Regions from separate parts of the Homo sapiens genome. Here region 2 is linked to region 1. A link is a contact called in ENCODE Hi-C data. All regions are on one chromosome and are shown on one strand. The core of a region is the stretch at or near the end of the contact, and the rest is flanking DNA. Distances in the headings are between cores, read along the strand shown.

What was found. Hi-C counts contacts between places; a loop is a spot of excess contacts on that map. Pooled maps may share reads with other maps.
Region 2: a loop to region 1 is called in a map of gastrocnemius medialis, with 3 times the contacts of the local background. The contact joins two enhancer-like sites. A Hi-C loop is called at or near these places in 2 of 168 maps with a recorded cell type or tissue (cardiac septum and gastrocnemius medialis) and 5 of 50 pooled maps.

The regions. Positions count from the first base shown.
Region 1 is chr1:30,518,985-30,524,392 of GRCh38, reverse strand. No RefSeq gene overlaps it. Among named protein-coding and RNA genes, the nearest start is that of MATN1-AS1, 200 kb to the left of the region's middle. Within about 2 kb of position 1,757, at least 7 of the 41 ENCODE cell types and tissues checked have a DNase peak (open chromatin) inside an H3K27ac peak, as active enhancers do.
Region 2 is chr1:30,376,385-30,381,962 of GRCh38, reverse strand. No RefSeq gene overlaps it. Among named protein-coding and RNA genes, the nearest start is that of MATN1-AS1, 340 kb to the left of the region's middle. Within about 2 kb of position 2,111, at least 4 of the 41 ENCODE cell types and tissues checked have a DNase peak (open chromatin) inside an H3K27ac peak, as active enhancers do.

The sequences.
Region 1 (5,408 bases), core at 508-3,007:
ACCACACCCAGCTAATTTTTGTATTTTGTAGTACAGATGGGGTTTCACCATGTTGCCCAGACTGGTTGAACTCCTGGCCTCAAGTGATCCACCCACCTTGGCCTCCCAAAGTGTTGAGGTTACAGGCATGAGCCACCGCGCCTGGACTGTATCTTTTTCATACATCATCTAGAATCCAATTCTGCTGCTGTAGGCAGACCCATGACAAGGAAAAATAGTTTATCCCATATGCCCTGACCCACCCACAGGGCTGAACGATTGTGGCTGTGTGAACCTCAGACCCACCAAAAAAGGGAATGAAAATGGAGTTCACAGCAGCCTTCTTGATGAAGGGGGAGGCAATGTCACCCCCTTTCCTTCCCCATTCACTCCCCATTCCCTAGCTTCCTTCCCCAAACACTCTCCATTCCCTAGCTCTGAAACACTGGTCCTCATGATCTGGGCCAGGTGGCAGGAGGTGCCAGGTGACATATGTGAGCCAGGTGACAGGTGTGATGCCAGTGGCCCCACCTAGACTCTGACTCATGGTGGCTGGGCCCTTGTCCTTGGTTGCTTGATGCAAAGGGAACAGTAAGGACCACACCGGGTGTCAGTGCATCAATCAGCAAACACAGAACAAGCTCTTGGCTGGGGCTTGGTGCTGTCATGGTCTTTTTATAGCCACTTACAAGCTTGTGGCTTTGGGCAAGAGATATAGCCCTGAAACCTTGTTCTCACCTGGAAATGGTGATGGTGTTGACCCTGAGTTCCTCATGGTGCTGTTGTGAGAGTCAGGTGAGTTGCTCCACAGAGAGCTCTCAGGACAGCAGAGGCTACGCCATGATGACAGTGGCAACATGAGGCTGATGCTGGCTCTCCCATTCCCACAGCTCCCCATCATCAGGTTCAGCACCTTCTTGTTGGTCCATCTCCCAAAAGGCTATGTCATCAAGAAGGGGCCTCATCCCTCCTCTCTGGCTTAGCTGGTACTATCACCTACATATTGGAGGAGGGGCACATTTTTATTGTCTCAAGGCTTCATCTCATCCAGAAAGGAGGAGTTTACTTACCCTGGGAACTAAATCATGCTGGCAGTCAGGCCAGCAGAGACCAGCACGAGCTTGGGTCTTTTGCTGTCTGATCATAGTGGTTATGTGTCATAGCCAAGCTGACATTTTTTTCTCCTTTCTCACCTTCTAAAGAAAGATGACCATCAACAGGAACTATGCCAGTTTAATCTCTCTGAGCAATGTCTCACCACCAGTGCAGGGACGTGCTAGGAGAATGTATGATCCAACCTGCTCACTGGGAAGGTAATTCCAGGCAGCAGGAACAGCAGGAGAATTTGGGGAAACCGAGGTACAGGGTGGGAATTCAACCTGCTCAAAGTCACATAGTAAGTTGGTGACAGAACAGAGACCAGGATTTGATCTCCTGACCCATGGCTGATGTAGTCTTGGCTCTGCCTTGGCCCACGTGGTTTTGAGGGGTGTGGAGACAGCAGTGAAATGAAGCCCATGGAGCAAAGGCCTCATGCTGGAACTCCCTGGGCTTCAGAGGGGCTGGCGCATGAGGGCTTTCCCAGTCTGGACTGGGGCCAGTGGACAGACTTGAGGTCATGATAGCGGGAGATGAAATTGTCAGAGGCGCTCGGTGAAATGAGGACAACCTGGCAGATATGGTCTGTCGGTATCAGGTTGCCAACTGCTTGCCAACACCTCCTAAATGAGTGTTGCCTGATCCCAGTTTGGGAAATGCCGTGTGCAGGCATTTAAAAGTCAATGTGATTTCACCATGAACTTTCACAGAATTGGCTGGGCTTCCCTGCGAGTTTGAGCAGAGTTAGGAGGTGTGAGCATGTGTTTTCTCTATTCCGCTGACATATGATGCAATGAATCCCCGTCTCAGATGGAGCTTGTGTTCTGGTGGGGGATGCAGATAGTACACAAGCAATCATGCTGGGAAGTGAGAAGTTCCGTGGGGGAATTGGACAGGGTGAGGAGACGGAAGTGAGGAGGGTGGGCAGTGTGTCAGTGGGGATGTGGCAAGGGACAGATGAGATGGCACAGTCAAGTCAGGCAATTTTTGGAGAGTGTAAAAAAGAGACCAAGAAGGCGAAGGCATGGGCAGGGCATAAGGAAATCCTGGAGATGGTGCTGTTTCCTGGCATCCGGCAACAGAGGGCTCCATTACCACCCTTGGGTTTGCGAGGGTGCGGGGAGGAGCAATGAGTGGAACCCGGAGATGGAGAAAGCTGGGTGGAGGAGCCCTGCCAGGGGGCTGGGTGGGGAGGGACCACATGATAACAGGAGCTGAAAGCTGCAGTCTGAGGAAAGCTAGCCTTAGCTCTTCCCAGGGCAGGACCTTGTCAGGGGATAAACACCCCAACCTTCCTCTCCTCCTCCTTCCTTGATCTCCTGCTGGGGCTCCCTGTTAACCAAACTCACCTTGAAGCCAGAGGATGAGGAGCCCCTTGATGTAGCCGATAAGGGCTGCCACCCAGAAGCACAGAGTAGAGGGGACAAGGGTGAAGCGAGGGTGGGAAGGGACACCCCTGTGCAGGGGGAAGGGTGACCTTAGCACAGTGCTCAGGGAAGATGATTTGGAGGAGACAATGTTGAAATTGACAGCTGAGGCTGAGAAGGAACCAGCATGAGAAAAGCCAGGGGAGGGAGCTCCTGGGAGAGGGAACTGTAGGGCCAAATGATTGAGAGGCAGGTGAGGCCAGATCCCATGGCCGTGAGGGCTGGGTGAGAAGCTTGGGTTTTATTCCAAGTTTAGCCGGAGGCAATGGCTGACTTTTAAGCAGAGGAGCAACATGATTCCACCTGTGAACCAGGCAGGGATGGGGGCAGGGGATGTCAGGGAGGCTGTAGCTGTGGGCAGGCCAGATGAGAGGCCTGGACTGGGCAGTGGGCAGAGATGAAGGGACATGACCGGAGTGGGATGCATTTTGGAAGGAGTATCTCAAAGAGCTGCAGGATGGATCAGATGCAGAGGGCAGAGGGCAGAGGACAGGAGTGATCAAGGGGACTCCAGGGCTTGTGGTCAGTGTGGGGTGGGGTGAAGCTGTGCCCTGGGCTGGGTAAGGTGGGAGAAGAGTCAGTTCAAGGGAGGAAATAGCCCTGTTTTAAACAAGAAAGCTGAAGATGGGTTTTAGACCTCCAAGGGAAAATGCCAGAGCAGGCAGCTATGAATCTGGGGCTGCCTGTTTAGAGGACAGGGGGTCATCTTTGAAAGGACAATTACATTAATTTCATTTTAATTGAAGGACTTGTTCATTCTTAATTATTCTTAAAATCTTAGCACTTTGGGAGGCTGAGGTAGGTAGATCATCTGAAGTCAGAAGTTTGAGACCAGCCTGGCTAACATGGCGAAACCCTGTCTCTACTAAAAATACCAAATTAGCCAGGCGTGGTGGTGCATGCCTGTAATCCCAGCTACTCTGGAGGCTGAGGCAGGAAAATGGCTTGAACCCGGGGAGCAGAAGTTGCAGTGAGCCAAGATCGTGCTGCTTTTCTCCAGCCTAGAGAAAAGAGTGAAACTCTATAACAAACAAACAAAATATGTGTATGGGGGTTGGTGAGATGTTGGTCAAAGGATGTAAAATTTCGGTTATATAAGGGGAATAAGTTCAAGAGATCTATTGTACAACGTGGTGACTATAGTATTAAAATATGGATATTTACTAAGCACCCTGCTGTGCTGGGCACAGTCTTGGGAGCAGAGGATATGCTGGCTGCAGATCAGAGGAGGCTGCATGAGGCTAGGCTCAGGCAGAGAGAACATAGACATGATCAGACACCTCCCCAAACACTCAGTGCCTATTGGGGGACAGGGCTGGTCATGGAGTTGGAGGAGCAGATTCCTCATCCCATCTCTGAGGTTTTGTGCTGAGTGACCAGGGCTGGTGTCTGAACTTCTCTTGTCTCAGCCTGGAGTCAGGGTCCACCCAGCCCTCTTCTGCCCTCAGTATCTATGAGCTGGGGGTCTTCAGGGAGTGACAGTGTGGTTTTCCTGGCTGTTGCCCAACCCTACATGGACTCAGGTCCTGTTGCAGTTCTGGCCACCCCAGACATCAAACTGCAGTTGTAGGAAGGTACCAAGAGAGCCTCCCAGGATCAGGAGTTACCCATCTGAATCCATAGTTTGGATGTTTAACTAAATGTGATAGAGTGAAAATGGATATGACATAAAAGGCATCTGAGGCCAAGAGAAAAATGGGCCTCAAGCAGCTAGCAGGCCAAATTGCAAAGCAAAAGATGAGTTTCAGGAAAACTGATGGTGAGCTTTTCACTTTCTGCCCAACTTAAGTAGAGGAGGAGGACTGAGGGGCTGGGGGTTCTTAATGCGTCAGGATAGTTCCAAGCCCAGGATGAAGGAGGCATGCGGCCTCTGGAGCTCTATTGCCTTCATGGTTGAAATGGTGTGACCTTCCAGGACACTTGATATTGCTGTGCCTCAGTTTTCTCATACGGAAGATAAAACCAAGAAAACTTCTTTTGCATAAGTTATTGTGCTGTGAGAGATGGTGTGTGTGAGGCACCCAATGCAGCACCAAGCAAGGTATATGCTCCACCATCACTTGGTGTCATCATCCTCTCATCATCTTCATTTTCTCCATCATCATCTTCTCCATCATCATAATCTTTATAATCATTATCTTCTTCATCATCATCATCTTCTCCATCATCATAATCCTCTCCATCATCATAATCTTCCCCATAATCATTATCTTCTTCATCATCATCCTCTCCATCATCATAATCTTCTTCATCATAATCTTCCCCGTAATCATTATCTTCTTCTTCATCGTCATCTTCTCCATCATCATCATCATCCTCTCCATCACATCATTTTCTCCATCATAATCCTCTCCATCATCATAATCTTCCCCATAATCAGTATCTTCTTCATCATCATCATTTTTTCCATCATCATCGTCATCATCCTCTCTGTCATCATCACCTCCATCATCATCCTTTCCATCATCATTATCTCCATCATCATGTTCATCATCATTCTCTCCTTCATCATCATTCTCTCCATCATCATCCTCTTTATCATCATCTTCTCCACCATCATCATCACCATTATCCCCATCCTTGTCATCATTCTCTCCATCACCACCATCATCATCATCATCCTCTCCATCATTATCGTCATCATTATCCTGTTCATCATCACCATCCTCCTCATCTTTTCCATCATCATCATCTTTCCCATCAGCATCCTCTCCATCATCATCATCATCATAGTACTGTCAGTATTAACAACAACACTATCATTAACTATTATTATTATTATCTATTACTGCCTCAGAGACTCATAGAGTTTTAAAGACCTGAGATATCTGGTTAAATGCTTTTCATTCACTTGTGAAAATGCCAAGACCCAAAGAGAAGAAGGGGCTTGCCCAAGCCCTGTGG
Region 2 (5,578 bases), core at 862-3,361, 140 kb after region 1:
CGTGAACTCCCAGAATGTCTTCTGCCATCATGGCATCCTCATGGCACTGCCTCTGATCCGGGAGCTCATGCCACAGCAGAGGAGGCGTGGTCACAGGCTCTAGTCCGTGGGGTTAGCTGGTCTTACAACACATCTGGAAGTGGCTGGCCTGACTGAAAGGTGGAATGGCTTCCTGAAGTCTCAGTTGTGATGCCAATTGGGAGACCACACCCTGAAAAGATAATGTTCTTTCTTGCAAGACACAGAGTGTGTTTTGAACCAGAGGCCATAATACGGTGCTGTCTCTGCATAGTCAGAACACCCAGGCTCAGGGACAAGGGGTAGAAGGTGGCGTGGCTCCTGCCACAATGACACCTAATAACCCACCCACAAGGACTTTGTTCCTGGTCACATTGTGGCAACTGTGTTCTCTGCTGGCTTAGAGGGCTTAGCTCCCAGGGACACAGCAATGGTTCCACTGAATCAGAAAACGAGACTGCCACCTGGCCATTTTGGGCCTGTGCCACTGAACCAACAGGGAAGAAAGAGGTTAATCTGCTGTCTGGAATGATTGCTCCCAATTACCAGTGGGAGACTGGGATGCTGCTGCAGTGTCGGGAAGAAGACCCCGTCTTGAAATCAGGGGATTCTCTGAGGTGCCTCTTAGTGCTCCCACGTCCCATAGTAAAGATTAATGGAAAACCACAGAAACCTACTCCCTGCCCAAATGAAGGCTGGATAGCAGAGCCTTCAGTAATGGAAGTTTGGGTGACTCCACCAAGCGGAGAATACTGACATCTCCATCTGAGCTTTGGGTTGAGACTGGGGGCGGGGAAGCTGGCGGGGGGAATATGGAAGGAAGGGTGGAGAAAGGTAGCCATACATATCAATGATGACCTCATGACCAAGTAGGAAAATTTGCATGTTTTCAATTTGCTTACTCTATGTCTGTGTTCACTTACATATGCTAGCTACTTTCTTCTTCTTTTTCCTTTTTCCCATTTTTATTCTATATACAAGTGGTTGGAAGTTAACTTAACAATTTAGTCTTCAGTAACAGAATAGTCAGTGAACTGTGACTGAATTTGAGGAGTAATTTATAGCCAGCAGTGGATGCAATGAGTCTTGGGATCATGTGCCTCCTCATTTTGGAGAAGGATCTTGTTCCCTTGTAAGACAGATAGCTGTCTCTTATGAGATGGAAATGATAGAGTTCTGTTGCTGTTATATGGGAATCCAAATGTGTGTAGAGTGTGTCTATGAAAGGTGAGCAGGTGTGGACCGTGCCAGTTACAAATTTATTGCCTCTCAGCTCCAATTCACGCCTCGTTGCCTGATCTGTGAAAGTGGAAATGGGTACCACTCTGAATATTTTTCATTTCCCGGTTGGCATGACATTAAATGTGGTCAGTAGAGGGCAGCAGAGAGACATTGCAAGAGGAGGGAGCTTTCCTTCCTAGTTCTGGTTTCTTCCTGGGTTAGGCAGGCTATGGCCGCAGGACTGGCTTCCTTAGGTCCCAGGTCCTGTAGCACAGGTGGCTTCCCCAGCACCCAGCCTTCTGGCACATGTGGCCTCTCTAGCATTCCCTTGGTCCTGTGCAGACAGCATTCCCAGGCCCAGCTCCTGTAGTACAGGCAGCCCCACCAGCTCCCAGCTCCTGCAATGCCAGTCCTTCCTCAGTGCCCAGCTCCTGCAGTTCAGATGGCTCCTCCAGTGCCCAGCTCCTGCAGTGCGGGTGGCTCCTCCAGTGCCCAGCTCCCGCAGTGCGGGTGGCTCCTTCAGTGCACAGCTCCTGCAGTGTGGGCGGCTCCTCCAGTGCACAGCTCCTGCAGTGCAGGGTCTTTCCCTGTGCCCAGCTCCTGCAGCCCGGGTGGCTCCTCTAGTGTCCAACTCCTGCAGTGCACGGCCTTTCTCATGCCTAGCTCCTGCAGTGTAGGCAGCCCCTCCAGTGCCCAGCTCCTGCTGTGCACAGTGGTCAGCAACTCCCAGTGGCCAGCAGCAACTCCCAGCAACCCCCTCAGGTGGTTCTGTAGCCACGTGCCTTCCGTGATTCACCTCCCCGTAAATGGTGTTTCTCTGGCATCCTAGAGAGTAGATTCCTGACAAGTTCTGGAGGGCAGATTCCAGCAAGTTCCACTCACGTGGCAGTATGGCAACTTCCTGTCCATTCAGTAGCCACAACTCTGCCCTCTCCAACAGGGCCTGGGTTTCAGCCGTGGGGCCTCCCCCTTGGTGGCCCTCTCTAGCCCCTGAGCAGTGGCTGCTCTTCAGATTGGCTGTTTCTGTATTCCATAGTGCCCCCGCCACCCTCACTAACGAACCCCTTGTTACTCCAACCCACTGTAGCAGTTAATAATTCTTTGTATTAAACTTTCCCTGTATGGCTTCTGTGTCCTGCTGGAACCCTTGCTGAGACATCGGGGCCGGTGTCCTGACAACCACCCCGGCAGAGCTTGGTCCAGCTCCACCACCAAACAGCTGCGTGGCCTTGAGCCTGTCGCCTCCCCTCCCTGGGCCTCTTCCTCATGTGGGAGACAGCAGCCTGCCCCCGGGCTGCTTCAAAGATGAAGGCGGGTGAAGAATGCGGCGGCGCTTTGAACCAGCGCATGGGAGGGGAGGGAGTCCATTTGACTCTCCTCGGAGTGCACAGGCCTCCTGAGAGGGTTCTTGAGATGGTCCCCACCCCTGCCTGCCCATCCTCCAGCAGCCTGTTTATCCCCTGTGCAGGACTTGATTATGGGGCTCAGCCAGCCTGGCAGGCCTTGCAGAACCCAGCGACTTGGGCTGTTAACTCCTTCTGAGCCAGCCCGTGAGTCACTTAGCAGATGTGCACACATGAGGATGGGGAGGCAGTGCCTGCAGGGGCCGAGAGTCAGAGCTGCCTTGCTGCCGGGGCTGGGAGTCAGGATGTGGTTGTGGGCATAATTCCCGCGGGAGACTTGGTTTCCCTTAGAGTTCTCTGAACCTCATTTGACCCTTTCTCATAAATCCTTATCGAGTGCCTATTACACAGTGAGCACTGTGCTGGGGCTGGGTTTACGTCGGGGCATCGGGAGGGAAACAGACACCTCCACTGACCACCTGGAGCCCAGTGTCCAGCAGGAAGGACAAATATTAATTTAAAAAATTCCAAAACATACAAATACCCACTGGGGAAAGTGCTCTAAGGGGAGTTAGAGGAACTGTCCTTGGGGGGAACCTTGAATGAGCCCCTTCTCCCTCTGCACCTCAGTTTCCTCATCTGTAAAATGGGGCCAAGCGTGGCATCCACCCCATAGGGGGGTTGTGAGGGTGATATGAAATCTCACCTGTAAAGTGCTCAGTGCGTGCCTGGCACACAGCACATGCCCATGTGCTGATTATTATTAGGATTATGATTTCAAGTTTCTTCATCAGAAGCACGAGATGAGCAGGAACCAATCATCATCAGTCACTGTGTGGCCACAGGCAAGCCGCTCTCCGCCCTGTCCTCAGTTTCCCCATCTGCTGACAGAGAGATGGGAGCTCTCTGCTCAGACATGGGGTCAGGTTTCTAGTCAATGTCAGGGTCCAGGGCTCCTCCCCGAGACCAGATTCCCAGAGGAGGACAGGGTCACAGCAGCCATTGGTCAAGAGGCCGCAGGGGTGAGCAAGAATGGATGGGGTGAGGCACATGCCTGGTCTTTCCTGGAAGCTGTCATTGCAGCCCCCTATCCGAGGAGCGAAACCTGTACAGGAACAACCTGCTCTCTCCTTCCCCCGACACAGCCACTCCATCTCTTCCCACCACCCACTGCCAGGCCCCCTCCCAGGCCCTGGCCTCTCTGGCCACACCGTCAGCCTGGCACAGGGAGTAATTCTGGATTAAGGGGGTTGAGCTGGCTGGAGAGGCCTTCAGGTCATCTGGCTAACCCCATCCCATGGGGGAACCTGAGAGTGGGGTCTGGCGCTGCTCATGGTGTCTTTGGCCCTTGCATGGAGCATGGCACACAATAAGTGCTTAATAAGCTTCTATAGACTGGGTTGGTGAATTACGAATGACTCAGGGGAACCAGACCCAGCTGCCCAGTGACAGCTGAGTCTTTCAACTCCCCATCCATCAGACATCACCAGCAATACCCTGTCTTGGGTACAGCACCCGGCTGTTTGCAAATCCCTGCTGTCCATTGTGTTGCTTTTCTTTGTCCTTCAATCCTCTGAGCAACATCACTGAGTCTGCTTTACAGAAGAGGAAAGAGGGGCTCAGAGAGGGGAAGGGACTGACCCACTCAGGGGAGCTGGGAAGGAGCCTCTGAGAAGGACAGCCTTGGCTTGGGGTGACATCTAAGCCAGCCCCTTAACCCTACTGGGCAGGGGTGAGGGCAGGGGCGGCTCCTGCGGAAGCCCTGCTGCTTTCCAGGCTGCTCAAGAACACGAACTCCTTAATCCCCAGCCCTGGTGTCCCCTCTGCACTGCCCACGCTGTCTGCACCTGGCTGGGTGTGTGCACATGTGTGGAGGTGCAGCAGCAGGCGTCCCACCCTGGGAGCAGCAGTGCTGGGAGATGACTTTGGGGGGAAGGGGAATTTAGAGGGCCTCCAGGAACCTGCTGGAAGTGGGCAGATACATTCCTCGGGACGGGGTTGTGTCCCTCAGGGCTCCTGTCGGGGCAGAGAGACTGAGGTGAAGAAATGAGCAGAGCAGGAGCTGGAAAGGAGAGAGAATGAGAGGAGGAGGAGAAAGGCACCCACAGTCATGGGAGTAAGAGGCAAAGAGCTCTGACTTGCCTCGTCCTCCGGGAAGCCTCTCCTAGCCTCACCCTTGGCTAGGCTCTCAAGCCCTTATTCTGTCCATCCCTTAGGACACCTTTGCTCTGCCTGGCATTCTCGGCTGCTGGCTGCCTGACCTGGTATTTTTCCCCCACTGAGAGGGGAGGGCATTGCAGCCTGTCTGCCTCCATCCTGGTGGGCAGGACTTTGAGTGAGCATGGATGAAGGGATCCTCATCCTGGAGCAGGAGGCAGAGAGGCTCAGAGCGTCTCAGTGACCTGCCCTAGTACCAAGAGCAAAATCAGGATTCAAACCCAGGTTCAACTGACCTGAAGCCTGGCCCCTCACCTATTCATAGGAACACCTACCGATCTGAACCACCACATTCACCACTTTTGAAAGGGCAAGGGCTTCCTTTTGGGGTGACTGGGAAGGGGCCATCCAGAGGCAAAGAGTGCCTCTCAGAAGTTGGTCATGTCAACCCCACCTTCAGTGCTCGGCAAACTCCTACTCATCTGTTAGGGCCCAGCACACCAAGGCCAGGTCCACATCTTGACTCCAGCTCCAGGGCCCAGTCTCAGCTTGGCACTTGGTGGGCACCAAGAGGGGCTTGTTGTTCTTTTACTCACTTACTCCTTCAAAAGTCTGCACTGAGCTCCCACTACATTACGGTCTGGGTTCTAGCAGCTGCAGCATCAAGCGAGTCAGATAAAGTCTCTGTCCCAAAGATCCTATTAAACAAATTACACAAGTTAGTGTGTAATTATCGCTCGCTTAAGTGCTCAGAAGGAAAGGAAATGGATTTGAGAAAGAACCTTAGGAGGGAGAACCTAATTTAGATTGGGGGATGGTGGCCAGAGAAGGTTCTCTGA